Regions from separate parts of the Homo sapiens genome. Here region 1 is linked to region 2. A link is a loop called in an ENCODE intact Hi-C map of the cell type or tissue named here. Cell type or tissue: PC-9. All regions are shown on one strand.

Region 1 (8,000 bases), 130 kb after region 2:
GGCATGGGTCTGGTGCCAGCCTCTGCCAGCTGATGCTGTGGCTGGCAGCCTCTGCCATCCTGCTCGCCATGGATCACGCTGAGGGGCCACAGCCAGACGCCGGGACTAACACCCCCAGCCCTGCCAGCTCCACGCTGGCCCACCTGGGTGTCACCCACCTTTCTGCAGGTGAAAATCCCCTCTCCCACGGCCCCCAGCTCTTTCTGCCCAGCCTGTAATTGCTGGGAAGGGCAGCAGGACTTTGCCTTGGAGCTGCTGGGGAGTCCCTCACCTCGGGCTCCTTCCCACCCTCAGCAGCTGGGCTTGCTGCACCGTCACCCGCACTCCTGCTACCACACGTTTGGCGTCTGTCCCATCGTTCCGCACAGGCTCTGAGGCACCAAGCCAGGCTGGGAGCAAGAGGTGGGGCGGGGGCTCCGGGAAGACGAGAGGGAAGGCAGACGCACTCCCCTAGGAGCCCTGGGCCCCAAGATACAGCCCTGCAGCCCACGCATGGGGACAGCGACCAACATTTGGGGACCATCTGGGGGACTATACGGAACTGGGCAGAGGAGACCTGGCCCTGGGGGCCCACAGGGCATCAGGCGGAGGTGATGTGGCCGACCCCATGCTGGCCCCACCGAGCCCACCCAACCGAGCTCCCTGGAGGACGAAGGGCCAAGCACAGCTGGAAACAGGCCCCAGGGCGACGCTGGGGAAGCCGAGAGGAGCCGTCCTCTACCAGGCTGGCCCAGAACCCTGCGGGATTCAGCCCTCCCTGATGCTGCCACGCCCTGCAACCCAGAGCCAGGCCAAGATCCGGCCCCGGCCTCTGGCACCCGACGCAGATGCCAGGCGCCCACACCCCGCGAGCCCGCACGCTTTACCTGCGCTGCTGCTGCCAGGATCCACCTGCCCCAGCCGGCCCTCCCTGGCACCTCTGCCAACTGCTGCCGCCTCCCGCCACGGCTGCCAGCGATCGCGGTGGGTTTTGTGGATAGGCGTTTGGCCCCCTGCAGCCGCTGGCATACGTCGGTGGCACGCGTCCATCCTCACCGCAAGCTGCCCGCACCTTCCTCCTCCCCGTGCCTCCGGAGTCCCCAGTGCCAGCTCGGAGGGGAGTTGGCACGGATGGAGGCTGGCCAGCGTCTCGCGGCTGAGTATAGGCACGCTTCTTTTTTTTTTTTTTTTGTATTTTAAACACACACACATATTCTCACACGCACACACGCCAAGCCCCCACCCCTGGCAACACACATCCCTCCTGTCAGGAGCAGACATAGCCAAGAAAGCCCAGAGCAGGCGGGGGCAGAGAGAAGGGGCTTCGCCGAACGGAGGAACCTCAGCCCGCAGCTCTGTCCCTGCCCGTCCCCATTGCTCTCCCTCTTACGTAAACCACCAGGAAGAAGAAGAGGAAACACGGATCCACGTCACATCGAGGAGCCTCCTGATTGGGCGTACCTTCCCCTGCCAGGTCCCCTGGGACACACGCCAGCCCCGGCCACCCTGTCCCCTGCCCAGCCCCCCGCCTCCCCCAACGGTCTGCCACGGTGACCACACCCAGCTCCCTGCGTTTCTTCTCTTGAAAGGCGTTTATTCATCGAGTGCCAACCCTGGCTCCTGTGCGGACACGGCGGCTGGCAAGACAGCAGGGCTGGCCGAGAGTCTGGCGGGATGACCCCGGGGGTTGTTGCCTGCCATGGGCACAGTCCGGGAGTCCTGACCTACGTCTGAGGGCCAGAGGGCATCCCAACTGGACGTGAAAGGCCAGCCTCAGGCTGAGGACGGGGTGGAACAGAGCCTCGGCCAGGCTCCTGCTAGAGAGCGGTTGCCGGCACTTGCTCTGTGCTGACCCCGCTGTCTCTGTCGCCTCCCTTGCTTGAAGAGCCCCATGTTGGTTATGCATGACCTCTGACCCTGGAGACGCAGGTGACAACTCCCGGGCATCGGGGAGACGAGGTGTTGGGGACAGAGCCGGCGGTCATAGCCTCCAGCTCCTCTTCCTGCATGGAGTGACCTGGCGCCGCGAGGTGGAGCTGGTGTCCGAGCCCTGAGGATGAGGCTGCTCCCTCCGCAAGGTGGGCGAGGAGCCAGGAAGAGCCAAGGGAGTGGCCACCCTGCCCTGACGGCCACCAACGGCCACCACGTCACCCTAGAAGACAACCCAAGCCCGTCTCCCCACACCTCGCGGATGGTGCAGTGCAGAGAGAAGGCCGGGCGGGTGCTGGGGGGCCCATCTCCCCGAGCCTTGCAAATAGTGCAGTGCAGGGAGAAGGCCGGGCGGGTGCTGGGGGGCCCGTCTCCCTGTGACTCGTGGACGGTGCGGTGCAGGGAGAAGGGCGGGCAGGTGCTGGAGGACTGAGTGAGGCCCCTCCAGGATGGCTCCCTGCCCCTCCATGCGCTGGGTCCTCGGGCCAGGACAGGTTGCATCTGGGTCACCAGCCCCCTCACACCCGCTCGCCTGAAGGCGGCCGACCCTGGCCACTGGTCGCCTGGTGGCAGAAGCCTCTTCTGGGCATTTTCAGGCACCGCAATGCTCTTCACAGCGTTAACTTTTTTTTTATCCAACCAAGGACAACCTCAGCTTCAGAAAGCCCTGGAATGCCCCACAATGGACAAGCAAGGAACACCCTCCGGGACGGACCGCGAGACTCGGCCCTGAGATGCCTCAATACCCTGGACACCCCAGAACCTCAGATTGCGTGGCTGGGGCTCCTGCGGCCACCCTGCTCCCCAGAACCTCGTCGTCTTCCCGGTGCCCTGCGGCAGGAACACAGGGCTGGAGCCGACCCCCAGGGCATGGCTGGGAGCTGCGGGAGTGAACGGGGAGTTAACCCCCAGGGCATGGCTGGGAGCTGCGGGAGTGAACGGGGAGCTGCCTGTGGCATCTGCCCTGTGGCTGTCACTCCCCTCACCTGTTCCCAGCCCGTGTCTGACAGGTCCCACCCTGGGCCCTGCCCCATCCCGCCCTCGAGGCCACGCCCCCTCTGTGCCACCCAGGCTGCTCCTGGTCACAGTTTGCATTTAGGCTGCAACCTCTGACCTCAGGCCCCTGGGTCTTCCTCTGCATTGGGCATTCCCAGGCCCCAGGCTGGAGGAGGCTCTGGGAGGTACGGCCTAACCCTGGGATTGGGGAGGTCAGGGGCCTGGGCTACTCAGCTGACCTTGTGGCCTTGCCCTGGAACCCGGCCCCTGCTGCCTCCCTGGGTTCACTCTGTTCCACCACACGGGCCTTCTTGCTGCCCCTGAAATGTTCTGGGAGCTCCTCCGCCGAAGCCCTGGCTGTTCCCTCAGCCTGGACGCTCCTCCTGCATGTCCCGGAGGTGGCTCTGTGGCCCGCTGTGGCTACCCAGCAGGACCTGAGGTCTGAGGCCCACTGTGACCGCTGCAGGTGCATGTGATGTGAGGCGCAGGAGCTGGGAGAAGGGCAAAGCCCACCTTCCTCTGCAGCTGCTGCCTGTTCTCAGCTCATCTGGAAGAGAAGGGAAGGTTCAGAGTGCGGGGCCGCTCAGTGGGAATCAGCACAGACCTGCCAAGCACCCTCGTGGCGCTGACCTTTCCTTTAACCTCCCGGGTGCCTGGGCGCGTCCTGCTAAAATGAAACGAAGAGCAGATGTGAACTCGGGACAATGAACCACCAGCGTGTCCAGCTGTGGGGCTGGGACCCCTTCAGGATGCGATCAGATCAAGGCAGGCAGAAGGGCCGTTCCCGCAGCCACAGTCCGACTACAGAGTGACACCATGGGCTGGAGTGACCGCCGGGGAGGGACGGAGCCTGGAACCATCAGTGCCTGGCCTCCCCCAACCCTGTGTGGGCAGCTGCTGGTGTTCAGCCCCCACCCTGCCAGCCCCCACCTGGGCTCCACCCATCACCCCGACAGATGGGCTGAGTCAGGGGACCCCCATCGAGAGTCAGCACCCTGCTGCCGGCAGGTCGCACACCTCCGTCACGGGGCACCACTGGCAGGGTCTCAGGAGCCCCGACACCTTCCGAGGCCTCTCGGGGTCAGCACCTCCCCAGCCAGGGCCTCCAGTTCCCCGAGCGGGTGCCACCAGGCTGCTACCCCTGGAAGAGAGGCATCTCCTGATGGCTGTAGAAGGGGCCCCTCTCCTGGGCTCACGGCTCTGTGGGCCTCCCTGCCCGGGCTCATGCAGGGCACCTGGCCTCCTGGAGCTGGGAGCAGAGGCTGAGCCCGTCCTGGGGTTCTTGCTGGTCCCACACGTGCAGAGATGTGCAGACAACAGGCTCAGCTTCGCACGTCTGTACCTCAGCTTCCTGAGTAGGATGTGAGGGCTCAGTGAACCCCCAGATTCAAACATCAGGGCCAGTGCCACAGCCAAAGCCCCATCCCCAGAGCAGGTTAAATGTCACTGTACAGCCATGTGCGGTGGCCGGGTCCGGGTGCTCTGGCTGTGATGTTGCGTGCCCCGCCTGTGTGTGTGCGTGAGCGTGGGTGGACTTCCAAGTGTGTGCAGAGTCACATGCGGGTGATCCTAGGCGTGCATCCGCCTGTGAGCACGTGGGAGAGTGCGCCACCCGTGTGTGTGGTCCGTGAGCATCCACCAGGTGCATACACACCACGAGCCACTGTGAGCATGCAGGGTTGCGTGTGTGCCCATGAGCCTCCATGAATGTGCAGGAATGCATGTGTGTCTAGGCGTGTGTGTCCGTGTGCACCTGTTTATGTGACCGTGCTGCAGTAGGTGCTGGTAGGCAGGAACCCAAAACCTGCAACAGCCCTGCCTGGCAATGTTCGTCCATTTCTGTGGTGTAAACTCTCCCACCAACTTCAAGCTATGACATGATGTAACTCAATTATGATGTGATGTCACTCAGTTTGGAGTGGGGAAGAGGGGAGCCCCATCGGCTCCCACAACCGGTTCAGGCGGCTCCAGCACCACTGGCCATGTGCACCTGCCTGCACACGTGTGTGACAGCATGAGTGTGATTGTCTTGCCCTGAGTCCCCACGTGGCACTGCTTGTCACTGTGGGCCTGGTGTGCGTGTCTCTGGGTGTGCCACGCTCAGTGCTGGGCACCCTCCATTCCATCAAGCCTCAGTGTCAGCCCCTAGGTGAGCCCTGGGGACCAGCGAATGGGTTCCTTCTGCTGGGAACTACCTGGTCACCCCACCCTGCTCCTCCACACGGCCATGGCAGCCAGCATCAGTGCAGAGCCAGGGTCCCATGGCCCACCCTGCAGACCCTCCTGGTGGCTGACAGTTAAGATTGGAGGGAGGCAGGGCACCCGGGTCAGCCCGGATAGCCAGCCTCGTTGGCAGCGGCCTTCCCGTCTTCAGTGAAGCGGGCCACGCTCAGGAAGAGAGTTCTCAGGCAATCGTGGGGTCCCAGGTGCCTTGGCCCTTGGCTGCACTGACAGCACTTTCCCAGCCATGCCCAGTGATGCTGGGGGCAGCCCTCTAGAGCCTCGGGTTCTCAGTGGCACCCCCAACACCTTGGATTCCACCTCATGAGGACAGCCTGTGCCTCAGAGCGACCACCACTCCTGCCTTAGTGCATTCAGGAATTGGGCCGACGGCAATGTCAGGACGTCCTCACAGGGCTGTGGGGCCAGCCAGCCCTGGGTTATCCGTTCTTCCCACCTCTCTGCAGGGCTGGGATTGGCTGTCCCACTTCACGCAGGAGGCAGCAGGCCCAGCGGGGAGAGGTCACTTGTCCAAGGCCTGGACTCTCATCTTGGGTTACCTCCACCAATCCCAGCTGTCCTCGAGGTCACCAGCCCCAGCGCCCACAAAGCACTCAGCAGTGCCAGCCCAAGAGAGAGTGGGCAAAGCCAGCTGGACACAGGAGCCCCTGCCCTCCTTCCTGTCCTCCTCCTCCCAGGTGGACGCGGGATCCCCTGTCCTCCTTCTGTCCTCCTCCCAAGTGGACGCGGGAGCCCCTGCCCTCCTTCCTGTCCTCCTCCTCCCAGGTGGACGCGGGATCCGCTGTCCTCCTTCCTGTCCTCCTCCCAGGTGAAATGTGGGAGCCCCTGTCCTCCTTCCTGTCCTCCTCCTCCCAGGTGGACACGGGATCCCCTGTCCTCCTTCCTGTCCTCCTCCCAGGTGAAATGTGGGAGCCCCTGTCCTCCTTCCTGTTCTCCTCCTCCCAGGTGGACGCGGGAGCCCCTGCCCTCCTTCCTGTCCTCCTCTCCTCCCCTTGAGATGTCTGCAGGACAGATGCAGGGTGGAGGGAGGGTGCCTGCCAGACCACTTGCTCAGCCTTGAGCTGGGGTGTGGACCACTGGGCATTGGTGAGAGGCAGAGAGGCGTGTGCCCAGCAGGGCCCTGCGGAGTCAGGATGAGAGAGTAGGGGAGGGGCCGAGCTCCTTCTACCCTGGGACGCCTCGTCCCACCGCCTCCTCCTGGACAGCTGCAGGACCTGGGCCTCTGGGAGCCTCCTTAGAGGGAGCCCAGGCCAGTCTGAGATGGTGCAGTCTGTACTGGGCCCTCCTGCCCCACCAGCCCTTCCTGCCTGTCTCCTCCACCAGGGCCTGGAGCCTCACGCCTGGGGTCAGTGGCACTGGCAACCCAAGCTGCCACCAAGCGCGAGCTGCTTCCAGTTCCACACACAGCAGAGGTGCTCACACCACAATCACCCTCAACAGCGCAGACGCTGCTGTGAGGAAACACTGAGGGATTGAGAGCCGCTGGTTTCGTCTGCAGTTAACCAGCGAGCCACTCGGTGCAGGCAGCAGGAGGGTCCCCACTGCCAGGCGGGGGTGACAGGAGCGCCCAGTTAACTTTAACCCGGGCTAACCACTGCCAGGGAGGTGCCAGGGCTGGGCTGGCCTGACTTGAGGGGTAGGGAAAGGCTGTCGTGTCTGGCGTCACCCCAGAGATGACCTGGACTGTCAGGGCTGTGTACTGATGGGGGTAGCCCCTCCCTGCCCCTGGGACCCAGGCCCCCAGGGGCTGTCTGTGTCACGGGATGGTTGGGCTCCAAGCCTGGGGCTGCAGGGTCAGAAGGAAGGCTGGGTTCCTGCCACTGGCAGAGGGGTCTGGGCCCCAAGGGCGGGCACATAGGGCACACCCCTTGACCCTCTGGAGCTCTCTTCTTCCACAGCTCGTGGGCCTCCTGGGTCCCTCCTGGCCCACAGGTCATCCAGGAGCATTGGTTCAGAAGCCTCTGCAGGCTCTTCCAGCCTGAGACGAGGCCTGGAGGCTGAGGCAGGAGCCCAGGAAGCAGCAAGAGGGGCCCCAGCTGTGTCCCTGAACCCTGGCAAAGATGGCCAAACTTTGCCTCCAGCCTCAGCCTCCCTGGGCAGCTCAGCCTCCACAGCAGGAAGACCATGGGAGAGTGGCCGGCGGCGGGGCAGTGGGGGGTGCCATTGGGGTGGTGGCAGGATGGTGGAGACAGGACCCACCCTTGACCTTCTGCCCATCAGTGGATGGATGAAGAAAGTGTGGCACACCCACGGTGGAGTACTATGCAGTCCTCAAAAAGGAGCAACACCATGGGCGAGCCTGGAGAACGTCACACTAAGTAAAATCAGCTGGGTGCAGAAAGACACACGCTACCCATCTCATGAATGTGTGGAATCTAAAAATGTCAATCCCCCTTAGGAGCTAAGAGCAGAGTGGTTGTGAGCTTGGGGTTAACCGTTCGGATTGAGAAGATAAAAGAAAATAAATAAAATAAAATTTATAAGGAAAGGCGAAGGACCTGGAATACTTAAAACAATCACCTAGCGCAGTGGCTCATGCCTGTAATCCCAGCACTTTAGGAGGCTGAGGCGGGCGGATCATGAGGTCAGGAGATCGAGACCATCCTGGCCAACATGGTGAAACCCCGTCTCTACTAAGAATACAAAAATTAGTCGGGTGTGGTGGCGGGCGCCTGTAATCCCAGCTACTGTGGAGGGTGCGGTAGGAGAATCGCTTGAACCCAGGAGGCGGAGGTTGCAGTGAGCCAAGATCGCACCACTGCACTCCAGCCTGGGCAACAGAGCAAGACTCCGTCTCGGAAAAAAAAAAAAAAAAAAATCTTGGCCAGGTGCGGTGGCTGATGCCTGTAATCCTA
Region 2 (8,000 bases):
TGGGGGTACTTCCGGTCTAAGGGCATCTGAGGGTCTTCACCCAAGAGGGTACCCCATGCCTCCCTGGAAAACAGCCCCCACAGAAACTGTTCTCACCCTAGGTTTCTGCAGTCTAAGGATGCGGAGATGGCCAGACCTGGCTGGGCTCTCAGAGCCGGTCTAGCCAGAGTAAAAGTCCTGTCCAGCAGCAGGGCCTAGGATCCTCCCCGGGAAGACTGCTGCTGCCTTAGCAGGATTGAGGGGGCCGAGGGCTTCGGTGCACTCACCATGTCTGCCCCGGGCACCAGCGTGGGCGCAGTGGGAAGGGGCTGTATGGGCCTGGAGCATTAGATCCTGTCTGCCCTTTGCAGCACAGAGGAGGCAGGACCTGAGTCCCAGGGCCTGGCCATGCTGATGCCCGGGGCAGACATTCTGCAAGCAGTCTGCCTCTCCTATCCCACGCCAGGGCTATGCTTGAGGCCTTCCCGAGGGCGGGGTCAAGAATGCACCAATGCCCGGGACAGCAGCCAACCCACGCCTGTTCCTGGGCAAATCCCGCCTACAGGCCGGGTCCCAGCTTGCAGCCGTCGGAGGGTGGTGGACGGCCCCTTCCTGGAATCCCATCCCGACCTCGGAGACGGTGACACCACTGTTCCCGTGGCACAGGCTTTGCCCCTGCGTGGTTTCACATGGCCAACAAAATACTAACTCATTTAACCTCGGCAGCACCCCCACCCAGGAGGCTGTTCTGTTATATAATCACGATGAAAACATAAACCTCTCACTCTTCCCACCGTACAGATGGGGCAGCAAAGGCCCAGAGAGGAAGGAACTGCTCAAGGTGCACAGCGGACGGACAGAGCTGGGACCCGACCAGCTCTACACGGCTCTTTACAGGCCCCCAGCGCCCTCACCTAGCGCACCCCAGCTGCCTGCTCCCACCAGGTCCCTCCAAATACCCCACGTCTCCCCAATTCGCCAAATGTGGAGGGAGAGACGCGGGGGAGTTTGTGATGTGCTGAGATGGCACAGCAGGTTGGCGAGCTGGGAGCACAGCTTTGGGGTTTGAAGTCAGCGTCCACTGGTGTGGGCGAGTCCCCTGGCCTTGCTGGGCCTCAGCGTTCTCCCTGTGAAACGGGGGGGACCCGCACCCCCTCCTCATCGCACAGAGGAGGTGAGGATTCGGCGCTTCTGCCCACTGCCCCCTGCCTGCCTCCTTTTCCAGGCAGGCCACCAGGCTGAGCTGCTAGTTGCCTTGAGGTTTCCTGAGCTGCCAGGGACTTGCACAGAGACCTCAAGCTGAGTGGGGGCCTCTCAGACCTTTGGCCACCCATGTTACCCGCCACATCCACTGCCACCAGAAGGGCTGTTTGTTTGGGGCCTTTGAGACAATTTCAGCAACAAATGCACTTCCTGCTGTGTGAGCTGGGGAGCAACTGAGCCGTGAGGGGGCAGCTGGGGAGCAGCTGGGTTGTGAAGGGGCTGCAGGCTCTGCACAGCCCAGTCCTGGCGCGCAGCACAGCTCGGGGAGGGAGGCCAAGCTGCGCATCCTCCGCAACCCGGCTCACACATGTCGCTCCTGCTGTCAGGGTGGGAAGGCTCCGACATGGAGGTCGGCTTTGGAACTCGGGCTCTGGGCTCCTGGGCTGGACACCGGCACCGTCTAGGTTGGGGAGGCTCTGGGAAAGACCAGAATGCCGAACCCACCCCCGAGGACCGTCCTCTCTCAAAGGTGGGGCCGGGGGAGGAGCCCAGTCAAAGGTGAGAGGCCAGGCTCACTGGCCAGGACTTTGGAGCATAGATCACCACAGTGCAAGGACCACGAAGACCCTGGGATCTCATGCTGAGGGTGCACAGCCCGGCAAGGGTGCACAGCGACCCAGCCATGGTTACAGCAAAGACCGCGGGTGGAGGTGGGGGCGTGGTCAGGCAAGGTCACAGCAACCCAGCCAGGGCTAAAGCAAGGAGCCAGGGTGGGAGGGCCGCGCCTGCTGGGCTAAAGCAAGGACCCCTGCGGTGGGGCGGGGCAGGTGGTGGTCATGTCTACCCTGGAGGGGCTACACCTGCTGGGCTGAGTCCCAGTGAGCCTGAGTGAAGATCTGCCCTCTCTGGGCCCCGCCTTCCTTGCTATTCCCTGGGAGCTGCAACGGCTGTGCTGACGTGGGGCACACTGCGTGCCTTCAGGACCGCTCCAGTCGCCCTGCACAAGCTCCGCCCTGGCCCTGCCTCCCTGGGGCCGCCGACCACAAGGAGGCTAGACTCTGCTGAGACAAAAGGAGAGGGACCCGGGGTCCAGGAAGGTGGGGAACGAGGCTCTCGGGGGCGATGGCTGGGATGGCCTTGGAGACGGGTCCAGCAATGGGCAGACACAGGCCAGGGGGAGAAGAGCGGGCGGAGGGCCCAGTGGTGGCTGCGGGGGCCACCAGGGCAGCTCTCGGTGCTGTGTCGTGGGGCCTCGAAGCAGCTGGAAGCAGGGAGTGGCCCCTGCAAGGCAGCACAGGACAAGCCTTGTGGCTCCCAGAGGCAGAGCCCCATGGCCGGGAGCATGAGGTCACTCTCGTCAGACAGCCTCTGCTGCCCAGATGCAGATGGTCTCACCCATTGCCCCAGCTGGCCGGACGCGGCGGGGACAGCCAGGCACTGGGGGCCAAGCAGGTGCAGGAAACCACCTGTTGAATTTAGACCCAATCAGGGGCTGTGAAGGCGAGTCCTGCCCACAGCTTCGGGCTGATGGAGGCCGCTGCCACCGCCTCCCACCTCACTGAGTGCTCTCTCCACCAAGGCCACAGAGCCACACTCCCCGCCACCACGTGTGGGTGCAGACAGTGAAAACTGAGGGACGGCCCTGAAGAAATTACAAGCCACCGGTCACCGTGGCCAAGCCCAGGGCTTGCTGTGTCTGCGAGGGGTCTCAGCTCTGCACCAGCCCAAGGGGGAAGCAGTGGAGAGAGAGGGACCCGCCCGGAATCACACAGCAACGGCCTCGTCCTGGACACCGAGCTCGCTGACCCTGGGGCAGCAGGCCATGTCCGCAGTGGGCAGAGGGCCGGGTTCCAGCCCTGCCCGGATTGGTCCTCTCCCAGCCCCCGGCCTTGGGAAGGTGCCAGGCAGGCAGATGGGCCGGGCTTGGGCACGGTGCAGCCGCAGCCGTGGTGGCAGCTGCTCGGGGGAGACCCACAAGGGGCCTGCTCTGCTGCTCCCTCCTGAGCGGTGCCTTCCGGGTACCCTGACTCATCCACCAGGCGCTCTCATGCAGCCTCCAGGAGATCTGCAGGGGGCCAGGGGGTGGTGCTGCTGAGTCAAAACAGCCCCCAGGGAATATTCTGCAGGGGAGGGAGGCCCTTCCTGTGCCAGGCAGCCAGAGACCTGCTCCGAGTGCCCTGCGCTGCTCTCATCCCAGCAGAAGGACGACTCTGAGGGTGGCAGGCGGGACAGGCAGTCACTTTGCAGTGGCAGACACAGGCTCAGAGAGGCTCCAGGCCTGCCTGAGGCCACCTGGATGACTCTGAATGCTGCTTCTCCCTCCAGGGCACCAGGGTAACCGGAGGCTTCTAGTTTCTTCAGGGGCCGTCCCTCAGCCTTCACTGTCTGCCCGACTGCCCGCCGGGAGCCCCTGCGTGTGTGGAGATGGCAATGTGCTTTCCCGGGGGCTCAGAGCTGCTCCTGCTCCCCGGCGACGGGCTTTTCCAGGCTGCGGCATAGGGAGCCCCGGTACCAAGGACATGGGTGGCACTGCGGAGTCGGTGCCATCCTCTCTACGCCAGACGCCATGTGAACGTTTTTACGATGATTTTTAAAAGAGAGGCTGAGAAGGACCAGGACCAGAAAGACACGGCTGTCCTGTCTCCCACAGGCTGCAGCCTCGAACTGGCACCATCTCTTCTGCCCCCTGGAAGGTCAGCTCCGTGAGACGGGGGAGGCCCCCGTGAATTGTGCAGGGAGCACTTGGTGGGCGCTGGGCGGTCTCACGTTCCCCACCTGTGAAAGGGGGTTAATCCCACTGTGATGGGGCCAGTGAGCGAATTCCCAGGAGGGCAGAGCAGAGCCGCAGCCGGGGGTACAACTGGCTTCTGGGGCCGGGCTGCCGCCTCCAAGAGCCTAACCTTGTTCCCAGAGGCGAGGAGTGAATCTGGGTTCCGTGCAGGGAGTTCCAGCACCTAAAAGGTGTGACAAATTCCTCCTCCAATGTCCAGCTGGACAAACCTCCTCAATCCACCACTGAAGGCCCCCCAAGCGCTCCGAGGGACCTGGCGTGCTATGGGCTGGGGGGCGTCTGTCCCAGCCTCGTCTCCAAAATGTCGGTGTCTGCTCAGCCCTGTGCTGTGGTTTTCAGGGGTCGAGGCTGAGCGACCTCTCTTTCTATCTCTCCTGCTCGGGGCCAGTCACCAGGCCGGAGTCTCAGGGCTGTGACACAGAGGTTTGTCATGCGTCACACCAGGTGGCCCTGGGTCAGCCAACGAGCTTTGTGTCAGGACAGCGTGGGTGAGCGCTGCCCCCACTGCATGGCTGCAGGGAGGCCCGAGGGCAGGATCTTCCCAAGGGACAAGCTGGCCATGGTCCCGTGCGTGCCAGGGTGGGGCCTGCTGAGCCTCAGTTTCCTCGGCTGTAAGACGGGACGGAGGTGTTCACAGTGGGGGTTGCTGGGAATTCCTCCTCTGGATTGGGCTGGTGCCTCGGTGCACCGTGGGCTCCCAGGAGCTCACAAGGCCTTCCGTGCCTGTCCCTTGTGCCCCACCTCACAGCGAGGTCCTTGCAGCAGCAGGGCAGCCCCGTCCGGCCCCCGCTGCCTCCCTGCCCTCATCTCCTTTCTCTGAGACAAGGCTCCTCACTGGTCCTGGAGGTGGCGGCACACTCCTGCCTCGGGCCTGGCACGCGTGGTCCTTCCCTCCTCCCGCAGCTAAGTTCCACGTCCCTTTACCAGAGAAGCCAGTGTCAACCCCCACGGCCCTTGGTGGGGCAACATCATCGCTGCTCCCTTCCTTCACTCTGTCTCTGCCAGACGGAGCAGCAGCCCCGGGCGTACAGCAGGCACCAATCACTATTTGTCGAGGGAATGAACGGGCACCGCCTAACGAGTTGGGTCAGATGGAGGCGTGGCTCAGAGATGTCAGCGTCAAGGCCAGGTCGACGTGACAAGCCGGGTCCCGCCCTGCCCTCGGGTGCATGGACTTCCCCAGGCAGCACTGATGCCCCCGCTGAGGTGAGGCCGCTGGGCCCCATCTGTGGGGAGAGGCAGCTGGAAACTGGGGGCCCCAGATCCTCCTCGAGCCAGATCCTGACCCCAGACCCAGCCTGTTTTCTGGGTGTCTGAATCCTGCCGGGGTGGAGGAGGGGCTGGGGAAGAGGTGGGTCCACCTGTTCTCCTCCAGGGACCTCCCTGCAACCCTTCATGAGGTCAGAGCTGGGCATCCAGGGAGACAGCGACCCTGGCCATGGGGGCCACGCCACCCAGGTACCAGCCTGGCATGCAGCCTGCAGGTGATAATCTCCGGGCTGCTCTGGGGCTAGGCTGCAGCTGTAGGGGGGTTCAGCTGTCACAGAGGGAGCCGGGGAAGCCAGCACTGCCTGGGATGATCCCCCTTCCGCCTCCTCCTCCCCAGGCCCCGGAGGCCCAGCTGGCCGTCCGCCCGTGCGGACACCCGGGAGCCAACACTGACCCGAAGACAGGTCAGCCAGACTTCCCACCTGCTCCCTCAGGAGGTGGGATCCGGTCCCCTCCTGCTGGGCTGCACGGGCCACGATGGAAAGGCGCCTCGTGACACGCTGCGGTCAGCTCAGAAAAGCCGCAGATGCTGACACGGGCAACCCTGCCCAGTGTGGGGCGTCCTCTGAAGTGGGAGCCGCAGGGAGGGCCTCACGGAGGCCTCTGTCCACAGGCAGCGGCTCCCGGCACCCACCGCTGCTGACCGAGCCCCTGGCACCCCCAAGCCGAGCCTTTGAACCCCAGCAGGGAAGGCCACCTGGCCGAGACCCTGGCCACCACGGGGCCATCACTGTCCCACGGGGCTCTGTTCCGACTCCTTGGCCCGAGGGTCTCTGAGCACCACCAGGGTTGCCTCACGCCTCTGAGTTTGGGGTGGTTTGTTCGGCAGCACTGGGGCCCGGGGCAGCTTCTTGCCCGGCGTGTGGCACAGCTGTCCTTGTTGGGGGCGTTTCTGGGATCCTGTGGTTTCGGGGACGCTCCCCTACTCCCTGGCCTTGGGGGCCGATGACCAGGTGGAGCGGGCCCGGTCTGTGAGGGAGTCACAACGCCAGGTCACTCCAAGCTGCCTCTGTGGCCACACGTCCAGCTGCCCCCACACAGGCGAGACCCATGATCAAGCCCCAGGGCTGGAAAGCAGACACAGGGGATGTATTTGTTTGTGGAATCAAATACGACGGCAGCTTGCAGGCAGCCCAGCCGCTGTGCAAACAACCCTCTTCCAGCACCCAGTGAGGGCGTCCCTGAAGCAGCCGGCGACCCCGGGCGCTGTCACCCGCCAGGTGGGGTATGGGGACCGTCCCTCAGGCAAGACAGGGTGCCTGTGTACTGAGCGCCTCGTGTGTCAGGTGCAGGTGCAGACAGGCAAAAGTCCTGCCCCACGGAGCTGACCTCGGACGGGAGCCCAGGAACACTGTGCAAACGTACGAGACCGAGGCTGGGAGGTGTGGTGGTTGGGAGAGGCACGGGTGGGTGACTGGATGGCCACTGAAAAGGTGCCATCTGAGCAAGGCCTGAAGGAGGGCAGCTGGGAGCCACGCAGGCGTCGGGGGGAGCATTCCAGGCACTGGGGCCAGCAGCGCAAAGGCCCTGAACTGCAGCCAGGCACGGTGGGCCAGCAGCAAGGCGGAGCAGAGTGGGTGGTGGAAGGGAGGGGAGTTTGTGTGGTCTTGGAGGCCCCACGAGGACCTCGGCTCCGTTCCTGGAGAGCTGTGACTGGCCTTTAATGGGTTCCATCTGGCTGCCGAGTGCAAAATAGACCTGGGATGGGGGTCAGGGGTAGAAGCAAAGAAACCAGGTACAGAATCTGGCACAAGTCACGCGGTCAGAGAGCAGGTGCTGGAGAGATCCCATAACTGTTTGTGGAATCAAACAGGACAGCAGCTTGCAGGCAGTCTGGCTGCCGCTGTGCAAACAACCCAGGGCGCCCCTGAACCAGCCCGTGACCTCAGGCAAACGGCATCCATCACCGGGGCCGGCACACCATCGCCTGTGAGAGGCGTGGTGAGGGCTGCTCCCACGGGCCTGCGGGAGGACCCGGTGACAGCAAGGCCAAGCCCCCTGCCCACCAGGACAGTGGCTTTTCTTGATAATTTATCCCTTGAAACCCCGTGGACAATTAAACCCAGAGTTACCAGGTGAGCCAGGGATTCTACTCCTAGGAATCCAACCAAGAGAAATGAAGACATTCATCCACACAAAAGCTACCGATACCCACAGCTGCATGGTCCACGCAAAAGCTACCAATACCCACATCTGCATCACCCACGCAAAAGTCACCAATACCCACATCTGCATCATCCACGCAAAAACTACCAATACCCACAGCTGCGTGGTCCACGCAAAAACTACCAATACCCACAGCTGCGTGGTCCACGCAAAAACTACCAATACCCACAGCTGCGTGGTCCACGCAAAAGCTACCAATACCCACAGCTGCATGGTCCACGCAAAAGCTACCAATACCCACAGCTGCATGGTCCACACAAAAGCTACCAATACCCACAGCTGCATCATCCACGCAAAAGCTACCCATGCCCACAGCTGCATCATCCACGCAAAAGTCACCAATACCCACAGCTGCATCGTCCACGCAAAAGCTACCAATACCCACAGCTGCATGGTCCACGTAAAAGCTACCAATACCCAGAGCCGCATGGTCCACGCAAAAGCTACCAATACCCACAGCTGCATCATCCACGCAAAAGTCACCAATACCCACAGCTGCATCGTCCACGCAAAAGCTACCAATACCCACAGCTGCATGGTCCACGTAAAAGCTACCAATACCCAGAGCTGCATGGTCCACGTAAAAGCTACC

The links. A loop is a pair of places that touch in the nucleus more often than their neighbours do. Peaks named below come from ENCODE experiments on the same cell type or tissue, not always from the same donor. Only the 100,000 strongest peaks of a DNase experiment are listed, where the experiment ranks them.
Region 1: a loop joins it to region 2, with 2.2 times the contacts of the local background. A loop is called at or near these places in 2 of 110 quality-filtered maps.

The regions. Positions count from the first base shown.
Region 1 is chr16:89,051,595-89,059,594 of GRCh38, forward strand. No RefSeq gene overlaps it. Among named protein-coding and RNA genes, the nearest start is that of ACSF3, 38 kb to the right of the region's middle. In PC-9, no CTCF peak of the experiment used is centred here; no DNase peak of the experiment used is centred here; H3K27me3 peaks cover 4,593 bases.
Region 2 is chr16:88,922,147-88,930,146 of GRCh38, forward strand. All of the region lies in intron 1 of CBFA2T3 (CBFA2/RUNX1 partner transcriptional co-repressor 3), which reads right to left. It overlaps LOC105371409 (cadmium/zinc-transporting ATPase HMA2), which reads left to right and starts at 3,144. Exons shown (of 2, transcript XR_005647007.2): 1 at 3,144-3,875; 2 at 4,979-8,000. RefSeq lists enhancers at 839-1,746, 1,747-2,655, 2,656-3,563, 4,473-5,379. In PC-9, a CTCF peak has its summit at 3,286 (motif pointing right); DNase peaks (open chromatin) are centred at 3,275, 4,425 and 5,065; H3K4me3 peaks cover 1,741 bases.